2 separate regions of the Mus musculus genome follow, and region 2 is linked to region 1. The links are chromatin loops, found by intact Hi-C in ENCODE. Cell type or tissue: heart. All regions are shown on one strand. Each heading gives the region's core, and the rest is flanking DNA. Links, peaks and the distances in the headings are about the cores only.

Region 1 (7,644 bases), core at 1,649-6,648:
CAACTGCTGGGTTCTCTTATCCACATGCATTTTCTCTCCTTCAAAGAGCCCTGGTAGATGAAAGGATTGGGTGGATTTAGGATTTGTACTGATTTCTGTGCTCAACTCAACTCAGGAATCCTCAACCAAGAAGCCTGCACAAGGTGGGGTTTGACCTAGAGATGCTGACAAAGGATCCCCAGTAAAGGAAGACTCCCTAGAACACAGGGGCATCACACAGGCAGGCCTGTAACTTCCTCTCCAGAACCCTCCAGGGACCTGCAAGTCCCTTGAGCAGGACCCATGTAGCCAGACTGGTGAGCCAGACTCCAGAAAGCTCAACATGAAAGGACACCCCCCCCAATTCTTCCAGGCTGAGTGATCTGGCAAGTAGATCTGAGGGTTGCAATTATTAAAAACAAGACAGGCTGGGGCTTGGGTGTAGCACTATCCTAGCATGTGTGAGTCCTTACATTAGATCCCCAACACACACACACACACACACACACACCCCAAACAGAAGCCCATCATATATGAAACATCCTCACTTTTCTTTTTTTTTTTTTTTTTTTTAAAGATTTATTTATTGATTATTGTAAGTACACTGTAGCTGTCTTCAGACACTCCAGAAGAGGGAGTCAGATCTCATTACGGATGGTTGTGAGCCACCATGTGGTTGCTGGGATTTGAACTCTGGACCTTCGGAAGAGCAGTCGGGTGCTCTTACCCACTGAGCCATCTCGCCAGCCCACATCCTCACTTTTCAAATCCCTATAACAGGCCTATAAAAATCAGATGTAGTTCCTTCCGTTTCAAAATGATTAAAGTGATTCCCCTATGGGTAGAGCAACTTGTTTAAAGTTTCACCAAATGCAAGTTGGAGAACAGGAATCAAGTACTAGCCTAAACCAACTTTTTTGCATTTTTCAAGGAAACATCAGTTTAGAGAGGCCAGATGCCCCCACATTGCCTCTGGTTACAATTTCTGGACCATGTTGGGGTCCCAGAAATCTGGTCCCCCAAGTCTGTCTTCTAACCTGCAGCAGAGAGGTGCTCAAATTCCAGTGGATTCATGCCAAAGCTCACACTTCCGGCAGACCTCAAGTTCCTCTCTCCTTCCCCAGGATTGAGGCCTCAATATTGACAACTTGTCCATAGGTGCTAACAGCTCCACACTCGTATTAGGCTCTATTTTTTCCCCTTTTTGAGACAGGGTTTCCCTATGTAGTCCTGGCTGTCCTGGAACTCACTCTGTAGACCAGGCTGGCCTCGAACTCACAGGGGTTCTCCTGCCTCTGCCTCCCAAGTGCTGGGATTAAAGGCGTGCACCATCACTGTCCAACTCAGACCTTTTAAAAAATTAAGATTTATTTAGTTAATTTTGTGTGTATGAGGGTTTTGCCTGCAAGCATGTCAGTGTCCCATGTGTGTGCCTTGTGCCCATGGAGATCAGAAGAGGGAGTTAGATCTCTTGGAGCTGGGGTTACAGATGGCTGTGAGCTACCATGTGGGTGCTGGGGATTGAACCTGGGTTCTCTGGAAGAGCAACAGTTGATTTTAACCACAACGGCTCTCCAGCACCAACAAAACGATTTTAGTTCCAATATCTGTTCCTGTCCTTACCCACGGTGGGTTAATTATCGCCCTGTAAAATAGAAATAATGAAATCCTAACTCATATCTCATGAGAGGACTGTGTGCCCAAGAGGCACACCATATGCTTGGTTTCAAAAGTAAAAGCCATACTGGGAGTAATGGTTCATATTGGTCATCACAGTACTTGGAAGGCTGAGGCAGGAGGATCTCAAGTTAAAGGCCAGATTGGGCTAAACCAAACCAAGTAGGATCTGTGTGCTGGGTCGGATAGCTCAGTGGTAAAGTACTGACTTAGCATGTATAAGATCCTGGGCTCTATCCCAAACACTGAAATAAAAGCTAACATAAAGTGATAAATGCATAAGACAGAGCTCTTGGGTATTTAGGAGATGGAGGCCATGCCACTCCTTCCTCTGAGGTCTGCTCTGCCTCCTTGCTCTCTTCCTCCCAGACCCTAAGCCTTGACTCTCTGTGCCCCATCTCTTGGCTATATCCTCCTTTGAATTTCCATCCTGTTCACGGAATGTCCTTCCCTGTCGTATGCTGCCACACAGCCCACCTTCGTGGGGACCCCACTCCTCCTGCATCCAGTTTTGGGTAGAGGCCTCCTCAGTAACTTCCCACCATGTTTCTTTGTCTTCCTGAATCCTCTCCTTAGCTCTGTCCAGAAGTCTCAGAGAGAGCGGAATGCACCTTAGCAGCCCGAATAAAGTGGAGGTAACTGAGCAACCACTTTAAATGTCATTGATTTCAATTTCTTTCTTTCTTTTTTTAAAGTATAGAATAGAGTTTATTTAGGGCATGCGGAGGGGAGTTAAGAGGGTAGTAGAGGCAGGGAAAGGCAGAGAGGAGGAGAGAGTAGATAAGTGGAGGTCGGCCATGGCCACGTGAAGAGGGGGGGAAGGGAAGGGGAGCAAGAGGGCAAGATGTAAGAGAGTGTCAGAGGGTAAGAGCAATGTGAACTTCTTGATGCTGCAGTTGAAATAGCTACATATATAGTTCTTGGCCAAATGATCGTGCAGCAGAGCTGTCCTTTAAGGTTTACAGGGGCTGCAGAGGTCCTGTGTCCATGTGTGCGTCCCAGGACTGTGGGGGCTGTTATCTACTGCCTTTCTTCCAAAGGCTCATCAAGCTCACTGGGCTCTTTCTTTATTCTTCCCAGCAAGCCATTGTCTTTATCTTAGGGAACAAGGACATAATGCAGTCAGGTGCCCTCAAACCTCCGGTGTGACGGCCCTGCCTCCACTCCCACCTGATCCTGTCACTTCCTATTTCACTGAGACCTGGGAAGCTTTCGGGCCACCTGACTGATCACATTGCCACCTCTCGGGCGGGCGGGCCCCTTTCAATCACATGCGGCATGTTCCGAATAGCCTTATCTTATAAACAATGGGAAGCCCAGGCCTGCCATCCTCCCTTATCACCTTCCTGCTAGCCCCCCCCCCACTTTCCTACCGCTTGTCAACGCGGCTTTCTGGAAGCTGTCCACACTTGCTATCTCTCCTTTCTCACCTCACTTTCACTCCACAACCTAAGGCGGACTGGCTTGTGTCCACACCACTCCACAGCAATGCCCTGTCAAGGTCACCAGTGGCCTTTTCCCTTCAGAACTTATCTTGACCTTCAAGGCAAGGGGAGGTGATCACTGAACCCCATTCCTTTACAACACTCTTGCTCATCAGTTGCTTGGACACCTGAGTCCCCGGATTCTTCTGAGGCCATCCCCAAGTTTCCACACTGCTCCCTTCTTCCTTTCCTAGCTTGTTTCATCCTTGAGCTTTGCAGGTAGGGAAGGCTGTAAGCCCGGGATGGTGGCTCCTCCCTCCTAACGCATTCCTTGCCGAAACACCTGGGAATTTGCTTTCTCACCCAAGAGCTCCTCTGTTGTTTTGAACTCATTTGTACCCTGGATCCCGCTGCTCAGAGCCCGACATGCCTTCCTGGGGTGTATTTATAACCCCCACTTGGAGAAGGAACACTTGGACATCTGTTTTGTTCATTTGTCTCCACAAAAGGCAGCATGCTTCGGAAAGGGACACTGACAACTGAAGAGTGTACTGGGAGAGACTGTTGACTGGTCAGAAATCCAAGTTCCATGAAGTCACTGAAAGAAAGAAAGAAAGAAAGAAAGAAAGAAAGAAAGAAAGAAAGAAAGAAAGAAAGAAAGAGGGAGGGAGGGAGGGAGGGAGGGAGGGAGGGAGGGAGACCATTTTGCCTAGGAGAGAGCAGGGTGAGGTGGGGTGGGGGTGGGGTGGATTTTGAATAAAGGTAAAGAAAGAAGTTCTAGTATATTCCAGAAGATCTAGATCCCTTAGATTGCAGCTCGAGGACTGTCTTGCCTAGCAGGAAGAACTAAAGAAGATCAAGTTAGGCTTTAAATGATGATAAAAGTAAAAAGTGCTGTCTCCCCATTTCTTGCTGAGCCCACTGGTCTAGCACTGCAGAAAACCCACAAGCCATGGAGGGTAATTTCAAACTTGCTGTCTCACAAGATCTATCAAAAGCTCTCTGGAGAAACAGCAAGGCTAAAACTCTGTACTCCCACTTTTTGGCTGCTCCAAGATGTACCGAGATCAGAGGGAGCTGAGCACCCCAATCTATCCCTTTTCGACCCCTCCTGGAGAGACTGTTTTCCTGACTTGTTTTGGTGCGATGCCATCCGCCTATTTGCAGGGCCGATCCCAGCGTCTGCCCCTAGGAGCTCTCGGCTGTGATCATTAGGGGGATGTTTGCTCATTACCTCACACTGTGTTCCCTTTATGAGGCCCCCCCAGGAGAAATTCCTGTCTGATTTTAGTACCAAGAAGAGTTGTAATTCTCTTGAGCCATGGCTCTGTTTTTATCTCACGGACACTGGGACTAGTGTAAGGGACATGGTCTCCTTTTCATTTTGGCTGCGGGAAAGCTTAGGAACAAATTGGTCGCCCACCCACAGGAGGAAAATAGGCCATCCCCGGGTGAATTTTGGCATTATTCCCGCGTCTACTTTGTCTTCCCTTTGCCTTTTTCTCTCTTAGATTTCCTTCCTATTGTGTTATAGAAAATTGAGAACATAACAGCAAAGATAAGTCAACATCACGAGTCATTTCCCTCTCAAGACAAACCCACTACTGACACTGTCTTCTAATGAACACACACACACACACATATGACACTAGATTGCCCACGTTTTTCCAGCTTGCTTTTCCAATGTCACAAAACTCTTTCCACATAATTAAATGTTCTTGAAGTAATTAAAATTTTCTGTGTTGCTTTAGCAATTTAATACTGATAAATTCATAATGCTTCTTTACCGTATGGCTGGCTTTCTGTATATGTGTCTATTTATTCACACAGTATTAGCAGCTGAATCAAGGGCCTTCTGTGTGCTAGGCAAGCACTCTACCAGAAAGCTACACCCCAGTCCTGGTTTTATGTGTATTTACATAGACATACATGTAGCAGGTTATTTGAGTTGTTATGTAATTACACTATGTAAGCATATGTACTATAAGTTGTAATATTCCTGTGTGTCAACTAATTTGATGCTCATGATCCTGTGAGGTAGAGATATTGGTATCCCTCTTTTATAGGTGAGAAAGTCAAGGCTGAGAAAGATGCAAAGACTTGCCCAGGCCACACAGCAGAGGCACTAGTTGGATGCAGGCACTCTGGCTCCAAACTGTGTTCTTCCAAGTGCCCTGTCTCCTTCCAGCATACCACTGAGATGTCAAAGTCCACCATGGTTAAACATTTCTTGTAGTCCCTTTTGCCTCATTTCTGATTTATGTTATTTTGCCGTGTTTTAAGTACCCCTGTAACTCACCTGCAGTCCTTTCTACCACAAGGCAAGGCATAAATAAACAGTACAGAGTGGTAAACGACATAAACAGGCAAAGCTAAAACACAACCCCAGGGACCAAGGGTGAGTCCAGACTGTCCCCGCAATGACATGGATTTATTTCCTTGGGCTGTAGCTGGCCTGCCTCCCTGGAAGAGCTGGCTTGGGTGGCCAGCTCTCAGGAAGACCAGGAAGAAGGGCCTTCGTCCAAGGAGAACAAGCTGGGCCAGCCCATCCCCGAGGCCCTTTCTTAGGTTCTCAGAGTCTATGAAAGTGGAAGGAACAGAATGAGGCGGGCTGAAGCAAGGAAGCCCTTGGGCCAGAATCAGGAGTGGAGTTTTTCTGTCTGAGTCTGTTATTGAATCACATTCTAAATGAGAAAGAAACTTAACAGTAACTAGTTTCAAGCTCGCAGCTGGATAGATTCTCACCTCTGAACTCTGGCTGTAGCTGCAAGACAGCCAAAGGTTACCATTCTTGTTCACAGTCCTTTTGTTAAGGCAACAGAGAACCAGGCCAGAGGCTGGGTGGCCCGAGGACACCCCAGGAGACTGTAATTGCGCGAGGTTATCCATTAGACAAACGTGGTGAGAGAGCTCATGTTTCTTTGAGATGGGGTATGTTCCCCATGCTGGCCTTGAACTCCTGGGCTTAAGATAGCTCTCAAGCCTTCGGCCTCCAGAGTAGCTGAAGTGGCAAAAGCACACCACCCACAGGAGAACACCACTGCCTCAGGCCAGGAGCCCAGATTACTGTATCCAAATTATATATATATACACACACATACATACACACACACACACACACACACACACACACACACACACACACACATATAAGTAGCCAGAAATTTGGGAAAGTTATCCCTAGCCTCTGAAGCCTCCACACCCTTAGTTGAAGAGTAGAGTCAATTGGTACTATGCAAAGCTATTGTGGGAATCTCCCTAGGGATATTAAAAAAAAAAAAGGATCTAGGAGCTGCCAAGTCAGCTTCAGGGGACCCTGGGAGAACTGAACTGGCCCCATCTCTGAAGTTCAGGATAGACCTGAGTAGGCCACTATCCAGGTGCGTCCGAGCTTCTTGGCCTTTAGCCTCGAATCACCACAGCTTCCAGGCCTAAAAGAAAATTGGCAGTGACAACTCTGTGAGGTTTAGGCGCTGCCTCTTGTTGCCCCCCACCCCATCCCCTAGAGCCTAGGGGCAGAAAGTTCACATCCCTTTCCAGTTCCCCTTCCTCACGCCTCTGGGGCCGAGTGCCCATAGGGGCAAGGCCCTGAGCGTAGTGCCACCGGGGCCACCAGTCTGGGTTGGAGGAAGGCTGGACCTCTGCGAAGAAAAGAAAACAAACACAGATGTGTTTGGCTGGGACCGGGAGGGAGAAAGCCGTTCTCGCCCCCACCCCACCCCCACAGGGTGCGCGCCGGCCCTGCCCCCTCTCCGGGGTTTCCCCGGGCGCTCCTCTTGCTTTCTCTTTGTCTCTGCTGTTCTTTCTCCGGCTCCCAGGTTCCCACCCGCTCGCTCTCGCCCTCTGGAGCATCCCGGGCCCGTTGGCTTTAACTTTCTTCTTCCCGGGGTTAAAACTTTGCTCGTGAGCGGGCGGCTGCTTGCCGACGTTACTGGCCGGCGCCCCGCCCGGCGGCCCCGCCTCCGCGCTCCCCTCCGCCCCCCACTCCTAGCGCGAGTGGTGGCGGCGGCGGCAGCGGCAGCGGCAGCGGCGGGCGGCGGCAGAGCCTTCGGGGGCGTGCGTGCGTGTGTGAGTGCGCGCCAGCGAGCGTGAGTGTGTGTGTGTGTGTGCGCCCCGGGCGGGCAGGGCAGCACTCGGACCGCGGCGGGAGTCGGCGGCCGCGTCGTCACTCGGGAGGAAGAGGCGGCGGCGGTGGCGGCCGGGGCCGGGGCTGGGGCAGCGGCGGCCGCGCCGGGCATGGAGCTGGCAAGCCCGCGTTGAGACAGGACGCTCTTGCTAGCCGCCAGCGAGAGGCTCTCTGCAGTCCGGCGCGCGGGCTCCCCGGCTTGGGCCAGGCAAACTTTTCTTTCTCTTTTGCCATCACTTAGAGGTAAAGTCTCCTACGCGGAATCCCCAGCGGGGACGCGATTGGGGAGGGGGCATTTATAAAGGAAGGACCCCAGGTGGCAAGAGAAAAGGACGCTGAGCCCGTGCGTGGTTGGGGGATCTGGAGCCCTGCTGCGCCTGAGGCTTAAGGGAGCAAGGAGAATGGGCATAGCTGCGGATGGGCAGATGGGCGCGGGCT
Region 2 (5,000 bases), core at 1-5,000, 130 kb after region 1:
TCACACTTAAAACCCACTCTTCTTTGTTCAGAGGGTGCCATCTGAGCCACTCTCCTCCCTGTGTCTGTGGGGAAAGGTCTTACTCTGGGGCTACTTGCCTGGGGATCGGGAATGAGTGAAGGGTGGGTCTCTACTGGGCTGCATTTGGTGCTGAGCCACACAATGGTCTCACAGTGCCTGAAAGAGGGCAGAGCTCATTTCCCTGTGAAAGAGCCAGGAGGAGTGCTGAGGTGTGTCCTGAAAGGGTGAGGGGTCTGGAATCCTCTCCTCTCAGGGCTCCAGATCCTTCCTCGGTCTCACCAGCTGGTTGCCCTGTCCTCTGACAATCAGACCGTTCTCACAGGGTATGCGTATGAGAATGTAGGTGTGCTGGCGTGGTCTGTTGGAGTCTTGATTGGTACACCTCTGCTGGCAGATGCTTTGTTGGTGGCATGGCCTGGATGTGAGCCTTTAGTGACTTCTGTGCATAGATGATGATGGGTGTAGAAGCGTACACACACTGCTGCCTCTGTTAGACCAGTTGCATGACCTACAGAATCTTAGGAGAAAGATTTGGAAACTCCGCAGCAAGTTTTGGCTTACATCTAAGCTGAGGATGAACCCTTAGGATGAGCTGACCATACAGAGTACAGGACCATACAGAATTCATCTGGTCCCTGACCTTGCCATCGCTGGGCCAGCCAGGGTGGATGAGGTCTCAGCTTGCAGGGCTTAATGCATAGTCTTCCATGTTCATCCATCCAGAGCTTGTGCTGGGCAAGCTCCTACCAATGTGAAGACACTCTGGGCCAGTGCTGGTGCCTAGGTGTGATCTGGCTTGGAATCTTCGGTGACCAACCAAGTAAACTTTTGTGACCTTCTAAAGATCCAGAAGTTACTGGCACACAGTTGAATTCCATCGGCATCCAAGGAGGATGGTCATGGTGTGAATTCGATTGCAGGGGGTTGGGGGGTGGGGGCTTGCAGAGCAGGCCAGGAGAGGTCAGCTGGCACAAGAACCTGGCGTCCCTATATATGCCTATGCCCACATCTGTGGCTCACGACTGTGCGATCCCATGCTGTGGCCTCTATTCATACATGACCAACTGAGAGGCACGCCCATATCACTTCTACTGCAGGAAAAAGTCAAAGGTCCTTTGCAGCCAGCTCTTCCTCACTGTCACCCTTTCCACAGGTCATCAAGACTAGATCTCATTTTTAAAAGGGGTACAGACTTGGATTTAGGGTATACCGATGAAGACAATGATTCAGCAGAGACATTTTCCCATCTACAATGGCATTAGCTACTTTTCCCCGTGCTAGTGACAAGGTAGCCCAAGGGAAGATGGCGTTTGTCTCACACTCTTAGAGGGTCTTCCTCCACGATGGCAGAGGTGACCTCGCGCTATGCAGGATGCCCTTGAGCTTGAGACGGCTTGTTTGTGTGGAATGAGCCAGGAAGCAGAGAAAACCGGAACCGGGGGCAGATATAGCCATATAAGACCCACCCCTAGTGACCTACTTTCCACCATCTACAGTCTTCACAATCACACCACAAGCCATGTAACAAATGCTCCAAAACATGGAAGATCTATAAGGGATATTTCAGCCTCAAAATGTAAGAAGGGGTAAGATGGGAACAGCCCCAGTGCTTCTCAGAGACACTATGTCATAGGAGCCAGCAAGCTGCCAGCCCTCCAGGCCCCTCTGTCCTCCGGCCCAGACCCTTCCTCATCCTGGTGTTTCCCCATGTTTCTGCATGTTCTGACACCACTGGGACGAACATGTGTTCACATTGCTCTCCTTTCTGAGCGCCGTAGACAGGCTGGCTCTATGCACACATTTCCCTGAGTCGCCTCACGGCCACTCCCAGACTGGAGGCCTAGGGAGAGGCTGCCTCTCGGGGCCAAGTGTACTGAGGAGGGACTTTTTACATTAGCTCTTTTGGGATCTCAGTTCTCACTTATTTTCCTAGATATTTTTTGTCCCCTTTGGGGACAGAAACAAAGCAGCATGTGGCATGAATTGAAATGACTAGAGATTGCTGTTACTGGGACGCCCTGCCCTCCTGGGCTTCCTGCAGCAGGAACAGGCATAACACTGCTTCCTTTACCCTGTTCCTTCCCCAGCGAAGCCACTGCTCAGGCACAGATGACTTGATGGTCTCTGCCTGCGGGGGTAGATGTTGCTTGGAGCCTCATGGTGGTGGCAGAGAGCTCCCCCAAAGGGAACACTGGGAGGGAGCTTTGGGGTGCTTTCACCAGAGCTCACTCTTCAAAACCAGGAGGGTCATATGTTCATGCAGTGGCCTCTGGCCTTGATTCATTTCCAGTTTGACCCAGGAGGCCCCTAGGAGGTTCACTAGTTCAACAGTTACTCGTTTAGTTGGGGTTTGAAGGTTAAGTGTTAGAGTGACCCAGAAGTCTGGGATCTGGGCATGTGGCTGCTGAGCAAGTGGCAGTATCCTAGGCACCTCCTCCCTTTGCCTCCCTCTGGCCAGGTTCCCTGAACTTCATCAGCTCCAAACCCTTTTCCACCCAGGAGCCCACAGAGAAATCTGGAGGAGAAGCCAGTACCTCTACCCTTCAGTGCCCCCCCCCTTCCACTGCTTGACATCATAATTAAGTGTCTGCCCTCCTTCTTTCTGGGCTCTGCAGGGGCTCCCTGGCTCCCCTCTCCTATTCCTCAAGCAAGCCTTTGAAGTAGGTCCATTTTGGTTTGGGTGGTAGGTAGGCAACCCATCTCAGAACCCCTAGAACATGTGAGCTTGGTTAGGCCTACCTGTTCTTTTTCATTTTTTTTTTCCTCTCTGGGGTAGAGACCATGGGACAGCCCTGGACAGGAAGGGCACTGACAGCCTCTCTGATCCTTCTGTTTTATGTTCACACAGCCTGTGATTGCCACCCAGTGGGTGCTGCTGGCAAGACCTGCAATCAAACCACTGGCCAATGTCCCTGCAAGGACGGCGTGACGGGCATCACCTGCAACCGATGTGCCAAAGGCTACCAGCAGAGCCGCTCCCCCATCGCCCCTTGCATCAGTATGTGTATCTTCTTCTCCTGTCTCCTGGAGTGGGATGGGGGAGGGACCCTGTAGGGGCTGGTTGCTCATGTCCAGTGGGTTTAGCCATCACCAATGGACATCTCTTCGTTCATTGGTGTTCAGTAAGATCCGGTGACTCCAGGAGACTCCAAGGCCTGGAAATACCTTCAGAAGCAGCTATGTGCATTAAAGCCAGACTGCCCATAGCTCTCAGTCCTACAAACACTGAGTTACTGGCTCCAGGCTGGACAGCAAGACTCCTCTCCAGCATGAGCCTGACCCCTACGTGCTACTTTCATCCCAGACCCAGTGAGCATGGGGACCTGCCACAGCTTCAGATTCTGAAAAGAGCAGACCGAAGCCTTAGGCCTTTGAGAGAAGCTACTCAGATTCTTGCACATGGCCCGTATGACCCCTATGAAGGGTTAATGGAGCAGTGAAGTAGAGGTCCCAAAGAGATGTTATATAAAGAGGGTCGGTACTCAGGCCTTGGCTCTGCAGCATCTCTGTATTTTGCATCTGGTGGGTCATGCTGCTGTGACCATGGGCAGAAAGTGAGCTCTGGCTGGCAAGTCAGGCCTAACCCAGGTCCAGCCTCATCCTAGTGATTCCTTGGCTAGGGCTATCCAAACCAAGAAGGGATGCCCTGGGCAGAGGAGCAGGAGAGAGTCTCAGCACACAAGCTAGAGTCCAAAGAACCAAGTGGATTCTCTAGAGAGCGGGATTGGCATGCTCCACCCAGGGAGCTGGCTGCAGGCTGTCCCCCCACCCCCACCCCCCGTCCCCCTTGGCACAGTGCCTTGTACCTTTTTAATGATTTAAACAAAAAATCAAAGGAAGGATACTATTTCAAGACACAATAAAAAGCATATGAAGTCACGGGGCATGGTGGTGTGAGCCTGTAATCCCAGCACCCGGGAGGCAGAGGCAAGAAGATGGAAGGTTTGAAGCTAGCCTGGACTACACATACTGAGGCCCCTGTATTAAGTTTTTTAAAAAGAAGAAAAAGAAAAAGACATATTGTCTGCAGCTGCTTTGTGGAATGGCCTAGCTGCAGCAGAGACTATAACCCACACAGCCTGAAATATTTGCTACTTGGCCCTTTTCAGAAGTCAGTCAATCTCAATTTCTGAGGTTCTCAGAGTTCCTTAGTCATCTCCATGACTGATTAGTGACGGGGACTCAGAACCGGCCGAGAGTTGTGGGGCCAGTGCCTGGAGTCCCTTCATGCCAGGAGCCATCTCTGATTCCTAGATGTTCCTCAGAGAAGTCACAGTCATCCCTGCCTCAAATCGGCGGGAACCTTAGACAGCCCACATCTCTCCTGCCCCACGACCTGTGCTTGTCTGTCTGTCCCACTACCTGTTCTTGTCTGTCTGTCCTACTACCTGTGGGCTTTGCTTCCAGACCAGGTCAGCTCTGGTTCTGAGAGCAGTTCTGAGCAGTTTATGAATCAGGAGTCTCTGTCGGAGTGTCCCTGTGGGTATTCTGTCAGCAGATGACTCAGTGTTAGTGTCAGGCACTTCTGATGTCCTCTCAGGGTACAGCTGGTGGAAGGGGTGCGTAGAATGGAGGTTGTTCAGTGGAAGTGTGCATGCCTAGGACACCCCAGGCCTTGAGTTCACCCCAGTGAAAGGAAAAGAAATCCTTCCCACTATGGCATTCAAACACCAGTCTCACAGCCTATAGAAACCCTTTTCTCTGCACACCCATAAAGCTATGAGAGAAACACTTAGAAAGTCAGGTGCCACGCATATTTGGGCCTCTGGGGAACCTGTTCTGTCAGTGAGTAGCGTTCCACCCCCCCTTCAGGTTGCTCGGAATGGTGAGTACTAATCCCTCAAGGACCTTTCAAAGCCAGTGCCTGGGCCCTCTTCGATGCTCTCTTTTTTCTGACTTGCTTTGGAAAAGGGAGGGATGATGGCCAGTACAAAAATCTCCCCCCCACCCCCAGACAGTAGATCTGGGCTCCATTCTAG

What was found. A loop is a pair of places that touch in the nucleus more often than their neighbours do. Peaks named below come from ENCODE experiments on the same cell type or tissue, not always from the same donor. Only the 100,000 strongest peaks of a DNase experiment are listed, where the experiment ranks them.
Region 2: it touches region 1 in a loop (1.8-fold over the local background); 1 of 42 quality-filtered maps calls a loop at or near these places.

Annotation. Positions count from the first base shown.
Region 1 is chr11:68,386,415-68,394,058 of GRCm38, reverse strand. Ntn1 (netrin 1) reads left to right here and starts at 7,233. Exons shown (of 7, transcript NM_008744.2): 1 at 7,233-7,449. In heart, for the core only: a CTCF peak has its summit at 4,268; DNase peaks (open chromatin) are centred at 2,908, 3,438, 5,598 and 5,918; H3K4me3 peaks cover 2,185 bases; H3K27ac peaks cover 3,649 bases; H3K27me3 peaks cover 4,397 bases.
Region 2 is chr11:68,258,516-68,263,515 of GRCm38, reverse strand. Ntn1 (netrin 1) reads left to right here. Exons shown (of 7, transcript NM_008744.2): 4 at 2,870-3,019. Among named protein-coding and RNA genes, the nearest start is that of Mir6406, 40 kb to the right of the region's middle. In heart, for the core only: CTCF peaks have their summits at 2,173 and 2,904; DNase peaks (open chromatin) are centred at 1,815 and 2,115.